Regions from separate parts of the Homo sapiens genome. Here region 1 is linked to region 2. A link is a contact called in ENCODE Hi-C or POLR2A ChIA-PET data. All regions are on one chromosome and are shown on one strand. The core of a region is the stretch at or near the end of the contact, and the rest is flanking DNA. Distances in the headings are between cores, read along the strand shown. Region 1 overlaps PLCE1 (phospholipase C epsilon 1). Region 2 overlaps PLCE1 (phospholipase C epsilon 1).

The links. Hi-C counts contacts between places; a loop is a spot of excess contacts on that map. ChIA-PET counts read pairs that join two places held with the same protein, here RNA polymerase II (POLR2A).
Region 1: a map of Right ventricle myocardium inferior shows a loop between it and region 2 (2.6-fold over the local background). The contact joins two enhancer-like sites. A Hi-C loop is called at or near these places in 1 of 168 maps with a recorded cell type or tissue (Right ventricle myocardium inferior). POLR2A ChIA-PET finds 5 or more read pairs at or near these places in 1 of 52 experiments (Caco-2).

Annotation. Positions count from the first base shown.
Region 1 is chr10:94,270,453-94,275,859 of GRCh38, forward strand. It overlaps PLCE1 (phospholipase C epsilon 1), which reads left to right. Exons shown (of 33, transcript NM_016341.4): 18 at 34-150; 19 at 3,110-3,268. Among named protein-coding and RNA genes, the nearest start is that of PLCE1-AS1, 14 kb to the right of the region's middle. Within about 2 kb of position 4,124, at least 9 of the 41 ENCODE cell types and tissues checked have a DNase peak (open chromatin) inside an H3K27ac peak, as active enhancers do.
Region 2 is chr10:94,130,281-94,135,140 of GRCh38, forward strand. PLCE1 (phospholipase C epsilon 1) reads left to right here. Exons shown (of 33, transcript NM_016341.4): 3 at 1,894-2,179. Among named protein-coding and RNA genes, the nearest start is that of PLCE1-AS2, 24 kb to the left of the region's middle. Within about 2 kb of position 3,136, at least 8 of the 41 ENCODE cell types and tissues checked have a DNase peak (open chromatin) inside an H3K27ac peak, as active enhancers do.

The DNA.
Region 1 (5,407 bases), core at 2,874-5,373, 140 kb after region 2:
CTGGACTCTAATGAGCTGTTTTGGCTCTCATAGGAAGTGGTTGAAGCCATTGATCGCAGTGCCTTCATCAACTCTGACCTGCCAATCATCATATCGATTGAGAACCACTGTTCATTGCCTCAGCAACGAAAAATGGCAGAAATTTTCAAGGTGAGCTCTCAACAAAAAGGCAGGATGGTATGTTGGCCCTTGTTTTGCAATTGTCATTGGGTTGTTTTGTTTTGTTTTGTTTTTTGAGACAGAGTCTCGCTCTCTCACCCAGGCTGGAGTGCAGTGGTGCAGTCTTGGCTCACTGCAACCTCTGCCTCTGAGGTTCAAGCGATTGTCCTGCCTCAGCCTCCCGAGTAGCTGGGATTACCAGCATGCGCCCCCATGCCTGGCTAATTTTTGTATTTTTAGTAGAGATGAGGTTTCGCCATGATGGCCAGGCTGCTCTGGAACTCCTGGCTTCAAGTGATCCACCCATCTCGGCCTCCCAAAGTACTGGGATTATAGGCGTGAGACACTGCACCCAGCCGTCATTAGGTTTAAATGAGGCCTTTGTGGACTATGCTGCAATTAGACCTTGGCTGTGAAGCATATACAGTTAGGGTCCCACAAACCTGAGAAATTGGGCTGTTCTTAGAGCCTGGGCCCTCTCTGGGATGGTCCCTATTTTCAGCTGGAGTGATATAAGTATTGCTCTCTGGTCTCCTTACCCTTTCCAGAAAGCCTTAGGAGATTAGGATAGACCAACTCTCCAACACTTCTGGTACCACAAGTCAGGGATGCCAGGATGTCATCTGTCAGTTGTATGTGGAAAAGCTGAAAATATCTCAGGGCAAGTAAGTCAAATCTTATAGGAGAAGATCATCTTTTTTTTTTTTTTTTTTTTTTTTTTGCGATGGAGTCTCGCTCTGTCACCCAGGCTGGAGTGCAGTGGTGCAATCTCTGCTCACTGCAAGCTCTGCCTCCCAGGTTCACACCATTCTCCTGCCTCAGCCTCCTGAGTAGCTGGGACTACAGGCGCCCACCACCACGTCTGGCTAATTTTTTGTATTTTTAGTAGAGATGGGGTTTCACCATGTTAGCCAGGATGGTCTCGAACTCCTGACCTCATGATCCACCCACCTCAGCCTCCCAGAGTGCTGGGATTACATACGTGAGGCACCGCACCCAGCCAAGAAGATCTTCTTATACCACAGTACAAAGATCCAAGTTAGCAAAGAGCTTAGACTGGCCAGAACAGTTGCTGTGTTAACAGTCAGTCCTTCCTTATATAAGGGTATGATAATGTATCAGGGGAACCTGCCCCCAATGTTTCAACGTAGGTTCTTTCTATTTTCCCTAAGTGTCAGCCAGTCTGAGATATAAAGAGAAAGAATACAAAGAGAGGAATTTTACAGCTGGGCTGCTGGGGGCGACATCACATATTGATAGGTCCATGATGCCCACCTGAGCCGCAAACCCAGCAAGTTTTATTAAGGATTTCAAAAGGGGTTTACAAACAGGGAGTAGGTCACATGCTTCAAGGGACAAAAGGCAGAGCAAGGATCACATGCTTCTGAGGAAACAGGACCAGGGCAAAATCAGAAACTCCTGATAAGGGTCTACGTTCAGCGGTGTACGTATTGTCTTGATAAACATATTAACAGAAAACAGGGTTCAAGAGCAGAGAACCGGTCTGACCTCAAATTTACCAGGGCTGGGGTTTCCCAATCCTAGTAAGCCTGAAGGTACTGCAGGAGACCAGGGCATGTCTCAGTCCTTATCTCAACTGCATAGGACAGACATTCCCAGAGCAGCTGTTTATAGACCTCCCCCCAGGAATGCAATTCTTTTCCTAGGGTCTTAATATTATATTCCTTGCTAGGAAAAGAATTTAGCAATATCTCTCCTACTTGCACGTCTGTTTATAGGCTCTCTGCAACAAGAAAAATATGGCTCTTTTTGCCTGACCCTGCAGGCGGTCACACCTTATGGTTGTCTTCCCTTGTTCCCTAAAATCGCTGTTATTCTGTTCATTTTCAAGGTGCACTGATTTCATATTGTCCAAACACACATGTTTTACAATCAATTTGTACAATAGTGGTCCTGAGGTGACGTACATTTTCAGCTTACAAAGATAACAGGATTAAGAGATTGAAGTAAAGACAGGCATAAGAAATTAAAAAGTATGAATTTTGGGAACGATAAACGTCCGTGAAATCTTCACAATTTATGTTCCTCTGCCACGGCTCCAGCTGGTCCCTCCGTTCGGGATCCCTGACTTCCCACAACAATAATGCACCCAGATTTAGAAGCAGATATTCCATTATACTTCCCCCTTCCTTTAATGGTAGAGGCATTTGTGGAAATGAGGCTCTCAGTGGGAAAGAGGGGCACTGACAAAATGTCCCCAAATATTAATGCCAACAAAACTAATTAACTTTTCATATTGTCCTGGCCTAAGCTTTGATTTTTTTTTTCAATTAAAAAATAACTCAAGGCCAGGCCCAGTGGCTCACACCTGTAATCCTAGCACTTTGGGAGGCTGAGGCGGGTGGATCGCTTGAGCTCAGGAGTTCGAGACCAGCCTGGGCAACAATGGAGTTGATATAAGCATTGTGTCTGCTTTCCCTCCACCCACCTCCTTGACAGACACACATTCTGCTTTGGAGATCCATGCTCAAAATCTTTGTGAGAATTGTGTCTGTGGTTCTTTACACTATGTGGACGCAAATTCTACCTATGTCTTTGTCCCTGCTCCCTACCCCCTCCAAAGTTTTATCCTTTTGACTTGACTTCATCTGAAACTAACCTTATTCTACAAACAACAGCCTCTAACTGATTCTCTGTTTTCTTATTTAATACATCAGACCACAGAATATTTTCCTAAATAGTTAGAACTGACACCAGCTGCAGAGTGGCCTCGACCTCTCCTCCTGTCCTTCTAAACACCTCCCTTCCTTTCAGTAAGAAACTGTGAAGGGGGCAGGAGCAGGGGACAGCTTCTTTCCTAGTTCCTCTTCCTAAGACTTTTTAAATAATTCAACCAGTCTAAAATATCTACTATGTTTATGAAGTGTACATATATTTATCAATTATAGATAAAAGGCATTGATTGTATGTTTTCCTTCATTCTTTTTAGACTGTGTTTGGAGAAAAGCTGGTGACTAAATTCTTATTTGAGACTGATTTCTCAGATGATCCAATGCTTCCTTCACCTGACCAACTCAGAAAGAAAGTTCTTCTTAAAAACAAGAAGCTAAAAGCCCATCAGACGCCAGTGGATATCTTAAAGCAAAAGGTACTCCCCTCTGTTAAACCAGTTATGAAAAGGCAGTGTGCCTAGAACAAAGAAAAATAACATCATTCTAACCTTTCAGATGACCTGCTGGTTTACTAGTTTTTCAAGACTGACTTTCCTTAAATGATAAGTTTGATTTTGGGCTTTTCATTCCATAGACCAATAAATTCTCTCATCTCACTCACCCAAGATTTAATTTGTGGAATAGTTCCCACATAGAATATACCTCCGTTATTTAATTTATTCTGAGTGGGATGAAGTGTGACTGTTGTGTCTGAAACTGAGCTTAGGGGGTTGTTCATCCCATAATGGCTGCTATAGTCCCCTTTAGGGAGAGTCCCCTTAGGGGAGCCCTTGGCATGGGGCCTGTAGTAGAAGCCCAAAAGCCATAGCCCTGTGATCCCAGCGTATCACTAGTTTATGCTGCTTGGGCCCAGATCCGGACAACAGAGATCTGGGCCCAAGCACGACAAACCCACCTGTGTAGGAGACCCTCGGCTCAAAGGTCTGTGAAAAAGTTCAGGTACAGAACACTGAGTCCATTTTCCAGTCTGCACCTACTTATCCCACAGGATGACAGCTGACAAAACTATTTGTCCTACTTAGGAGGGCACTGTTGGTCCTAAAACATCACTTTGGAAACTAGCCAGCTACAGACTTGCTCTCAGGCTGGCTCAAAGAGTACAGGCACACAGATGCTAAACATACAGAAACCAGTTTCTTTACAAACATCCGAACCTGCATATTCCCTTGAAGTGTTTGTGTCCTCTGAAGGTAATACATTACCCAATTTGAAGATCACCCATGATTCTGGGCCAAAAGTTGCAAAATCAGCCACTTTCAGGGGCTAAGCAGGAAACATCAGTGTGAGGAGCCAGCTGGATACAGGACAGCTGGAAGTGGTGAGGACAGGAGTGGAGTGTGCACGCCGTGTCAAAGAACAGCTCTAATTCAATTATTTTTAAACACTGCACCAGCCAAACAAGTCAGGTCTGGAGGTGCAGTCAGCCCCAAGGGCCACCAGTTGGAGACCTCCAGTAGGTCTACCTTTATCCAGATCTGCACTTCCAAATCTGCTCCAGGTGACCTTGCTTTTGCTTGGGTTTCAGAGGCCATGGCACCTATGCTGATGGGCCTTGTTACAAAGTTATTTAAATGTTAGCATGTATACTCTACCTTGCCTTCCTCAAATGCCACATCAGTGACTGACCACCCAGTGTGGTGCTTTTTCTTCTAGAGCCCTGTTCATCTGTGCTGTTTTCTTTATCCAACAATTCCTGCCCAGTCCTCACTGCCAAGCAGATAAAGCTGCTAACCACACATACCACTGTGGTCTTCAAGATAAATGATAAATGTGAATGTCCTTGCCTTTTCCATTCTGTGCACAGTCATTTGCAGTTACTTATAAGGCCTTCATTCCACTAATGAACAGAAGTCTTTTTTATGTTGAGCCCAAATCTTCCTTCCTTTTCCTCCTTCTCATTGGCCCTCCCTCTTCCCTCTGCAGCTGTACAGACTAATTTTATATTTAGAAAGCTATCATGTGTTTCCCCACCAGCTTTTCTTCTCCAAGCTAAAAATTCTTGTTGTGCCAACTGTTCCTGACAGGATATGGTTGCTAAGACTCTTTACTTACCATTAAGAATATCGTAGATATTCTTAAATTTGTGGATATTCTTGAATTCGTCAATCTGAAAATGTGATTTCCAGAACTAAATCAGTATTCTAGGTAGTATATTACAGCACAAGAACAGTGAAACCATCACCTCCCCTAATTTGAACTTTAAACCTTTGTTAATACAGCCTCAGACTGTCTGCTTTTCAAAAATTCTTGGCCAGCCGCTGTGGCTCACGCCTGTAATCCCAGCACTTTGGGAGGCCGAGGCAGGTCGATTGCTTGAATCTAGGAGTTCAAGACAAGCCTGGGCAACATATCAAATCCCCATCTCTACACAAAATATAAAAATTAGCTGGGCATGGTGGCATGTGCCTGTATTCCCAGCTACTGGAGAGGCTGAGGCAGGAGGATCACCTGAGCCTGGGAGGCCAAGGCTGCAATGAGCCATGTTGTGCCACTGCATACCAGTCTGGGCCATAGAGTAAGACCCTGACTCAAAAAAAAAAAAAATTCTTTAGCAC
Region 2 (4,860 bases), core at 1,886-4,385:
GGGCATAACTCCAATCACATTGCATTTCATAGATTGTGGTCTATAGTTATACAACCACCTATTATTCATTGAGGGTAAAGGAGTGTATTCTCTTTTATAGACTTGCTCAACAGTAAAGAGCATCATTTCTAGACACTAGGCTGAGTATGTTACATGTTTATCATGGTGAATCCCAGAATCTCCCTAAGAATAGTGTTATTATTCCCATTTTACAGAGGAGGGAGCTGTCTTGAAACATTCAAGTCAGCTTGTTCACACTTAATGACCAGCTCTCTATCTGGTGAAGGTCGAGTCAGGTGTACCTGACCTCATGTACCTGACCCCAAACCTGGGCTCTTTCTGTCCCAGCACACCATCTCCATGGCCATGCTGGCCACTAGAAATTTAATGACAGAGAATTAAAGGTAAGAATCACACTGTGCCTTCAAGTGGCAAATATATACCACCAGACAGAGGAAGACAGATAAAATCTAGTTAGGGTCTACACAGTTTGAATATCATAGGACTCGGTGCATTCTGGGGTATCATAAGGACCTAGCACAGCTCAAGAGAGGCCCTCTTGAGTGAGATTTGGAGGATGCAACATCATGGGGGCACATGCCTGGCCCGCAGGGCAGTGAGAGTCTTCTACTCCCTGGCCATTCGTCAGTGTCACCGAAGGAGGTGACCTTCATTTCCACCCTACTCTAAGCTCTTGGCTTTTCTGTCTCCTTTACTAGACTGTGAACTCTGAGGAGAGAAACTATTTTATTTATCCAGCCCTGTCATAGTTTCTGGTATATAAACAGTAACTATTTGTTGGTTTGATGAATGAATGACAAGTCAGCCAAGGCAAGGTGCTCAAGGTGACATGATAGAGACAGCATGATAGAGACAGCACCTTTATTCCCCCATCAGAGAGCTGGATTACCTCACTGCATGTTATGTGTCTCCTCCGTTTGTTTATACACTATCCAGAAGTCTCTGGCTTCTCAGAATGCTTGACAAATTCCAAGTCCTCCCTTCAATAATGTCAAACCTTATAATTTTCAGGCCTCATCGAAGATTGTGAAATCCTGCAGCAGCACAAGAGGTGTCTGCTGCCCCTCACACTTTCCCCACATCTTCCAACACACTGCCTTGCACAGAGCAGGGTCTATATACATGCACATTGAATGACTGCATTGAAATAGATTGGAGACATGGTTAGGAACCTGTCCTAACAGTGCAATCTTCTTGAGACAATGCTTGGTGAATTCGGGTGATAAAAGGAGAAGAAATCAGGATAGTGACAGTGACATAGATGGGGCAAGAAGAGTGAGCAGGATCTGTCAACTTATTGGATATGGGAGGTGAGGGAGGAGGAAGAGAAAAAATGATTCAAATACTTTGATCTCAGCTGACAGTTTGAAGGATTATGCCCAAAGGGGAAATAGGGAAGTTCTCTTTCCCCATGACCCTCTCATCCTCATTTCAGTTTAAGCATGGAGAAAAGATTTCCCATAAAAGTCAGGCTGAAACACTCCATGGAGGGAGACAGACCTGGGACAGTCATTCAGTAATGTCCAGGAAAACCAGAAGGAAAGGTTTGCCTTCATCTCTCTGCAGAAGAGCTTTGCTCTGCTGAGGAGGAGAAATTTGAGCTGAATGTATTTCTGGTTGGTATGACTTGTAAGTTCTCTGTTTGATAGCAGAGTTGTTTGAATGACCTATTTTATAACTACACAGAGCTTTTCCAAATAGATGGTGTCTGTAGAATGTTCAGGTTAATGCATGAGCCGAGTGCTCAGAGTGTTTGCACTTGGAGCATCTGAGCCTTCTTTCTTAATAAGTCATCTTGGCATTTTGTCAACAAGTTAATTTGCTTTCCTAAGAAACTAGATTAATACTTCCTGTACTTTGTGCTATTCACAGATCTACAATGCAGTGAGAAGAGAAGAAACAGAAAATACAGTTGGATCTCTACTCCATTTCCTCACCAAGCTCCCAGCCTCCGAGACAGCCCATGGAAGGATAAGCGTTGGTCCATGCTTAAAGCAATGTGTCCGAGACACTGTATGTGAGTATCGCGCCACCCTCCAAAGGACTTCAATATCGCAGTACATCACCGGTTCTCTCCTAGAAGCAACCACGTCTTTGGGAGCAAGAAGTGGCCTTCTCAGTACTTTTGGAGGATCCACTGGACGAATGATGCTGAAAGGTAATGCCTGAAATTTCACTTTTAACTTTCTATCTTTGACTACAGAGAAGGATCTAAGTTAAGATTTATGTATCTCCTGATGGAAAATTAAGTTCACTTTTCAGCAACTTTAAGTAAAAGTCGCTTCTTTAAGAGAATATAAAAAGGTGGTCCCTTATTAAAATCCCCTAAGGTGTCAACATTCCAAATAGTAATCATTAAGATTTTGAGGCCGGGTGCGGTGGCTCACACCTGTAATCCCAGCACTTTGGGAGGCCAAGGCGGGCGGATCACAAGGTCAGGAGATCGAGACCATCCTGGCCAACACGGTGGAACACCATCTCTACTAAAAATACAAAAAGTTAGCTGAGGGTGGTGGCGGGCGCCTGTTGTCCCAGTTACTCGGGAGGCTGAGGCAGGAGAATGGTGTGAACCTGAGAGGTGGAGCTTGCAGTGAGCCGAGCTCACGCCACTGCACTCTAGCCTAGGCAACAGAGTGAGACTCCATCTCAAAAAAAAAAAAAAAAAAAAGATTTTTGAAACTTTTTTTCAAATGAAGTAAATGGTTAAAACGCTATCTTTAATTTTTTTTTAAATGATTCAGGCAGGTAGTTTCTCCTAGTGGTAGTTTATGACAAATGTCAATTACTATGACAAGATGCTAGGAAACAAATATAGTCAAGCAGTCATATTGAAAACCCACTGTGGTTGGGAGCAGAGTGAAATATAGATCTCCTTCATACATAGAATTAATAGGTGTCTATTGACCAGAAAAGCCAAAGGCCATCTTCCAGCTACTCCCATCTTAAAGGACAAGATAGGCAGGCATCCCACTGAAAGATGAAAGCCAATGGAGTGTGGGGTCCCTTGGCATATGAACTTCCCAGCTACTTCCCATGAGCAGCAGACAGGCAGGTCAGAAATGGCAGTGCACCAAACAACCTCAGAAACTTGTACACTGCATAGCTGTCACAAGCTGCTTGGCAGCCTTCCCTGGCAGGAAGCTGCCAACCAGACAGGGACCATGCAAAGCAGCATTCCACTGCCTGGGGGTTGCCAGAACTCAATCTGACAGCAGCTATTGTCCCTCCATAGCAGGTCCTGAGACCCAAGGCCAGCAGGCCAATGACCTTCCTCCTTGATCCTCAGCCTTCTCCATTCCTACCCACACACACACCCCTAGACAGGCCTAAGAGGAATACTGTAACCTCCTTGTGTACTATGTTGGGTGCCAAGTTGGTTTGTTTTCTGGAGTTGCCCGAACTTCAGGGGATTGGTTATAAATGAATGAAGAATAACAGAAGGTGTGGGAACACTAATGGCTTCATGTTTTTCAGCCATTCAACACATTTTTTGAGCCCCTATTAGGTGTTAGGTGCTGGAAAAGGAACAAAACATAATTCCTGCCCTCATGGAATTTATAGTCTCTAGGTGGTAAGCTGTTTTCCCTACACACAAGACTCAAGGTTTCTCCCCTCTGATGTGGCACCTAGAGAGTACCAAGCCTGCATTCTTCATCATACTCTTCCCAGGAAGTTGGGCTGAGATTGGCATGTGGAATTGGCATTGTTTTAATGCTTGTGATGGTATGCCAGGGCCTTATCCCATGAGTTAATCAACATGTGTAGACTAAACCCCTCCCATTTGGTTTTCAAAGTCTTTTTTTTTTTTTTTCTTTTTGAGATGCAGTCTTACTCTGTCACCCAGGCCGGAGTGCAGTGGCATGATCTTGGCTCACTGCAGCCTCTGCCTCCCAAGTTCAAGTTTCTCATGCCTCAGCCTCCCGAGTAGCTGGGACCACAGGCACACGCCACCTCGTCTGGCTAATTTTTGTATTTTTAGTAGAGACGGGGTTTTGCCATGTTGGCCAGGCTGGTCTCGAACTCCTGACCTCAGGTGATCCGCCCATCTTGGCCTCTCAAAATGCTGGAATTACAGGTGTGAGCCACTGCACATGGCCTTAAAGTTTTTATGTGCCTCAGTTAAACATATTTCTTTAACAATCAGTGGAATAAAATGGATTAAAAACCCAGATGGGTTTCTCACCACAAACAATGATAAGTATGTAAAGCATATGTTAGTTAGCTCAACTGAACCATTCCACAAGGTATACATATTTCAAAACATCATGTTTTACATGACAAATGTATACAGTTTTTATTAACTCATTTTGTGCTCAGTAGTGTGTAGGAAGAAACGGATCTCTAGGCTGCCCAACCAAGGCAGGCACGCCTCTAGTCTTCCACAGGTCTGTGGAGAGAAATAAGGAAGCTGCTGGTGTGTGCATCTATGGCCCTGATCATAATTTGACTTCAATTGTATTTGCACTTCCCTGTTCGAAATAGAACCTCATAGATCAATATTTCTAGCTCTGACACTCACCAGACTGTCAGCTAATGTGTTATCTTTAAATTGGCGTTTTATGCAAGAGTTGGAAGTTTCTTTAACTTTTTGCTTTGAAGCTCTTTGGTGATTTCTGAGAACCCTCTAGAAACTCCTGCTGAATAATACAATTAGCTGGTTGCCTTCTGCTCCAAGCTTATTTCTGTAGTTCTGACTTACTATCTTGGAAACATTTTTCAATTTCAGCATCCTCTCCCATTTGGTTTTCAAAGTCTTTACGTGCCTCAGTTAAACATATTCCTTTAACATGCAGTGGAAGAAAATGCATTAGAAAACCAGATGGGTTTCTCACCACCAAA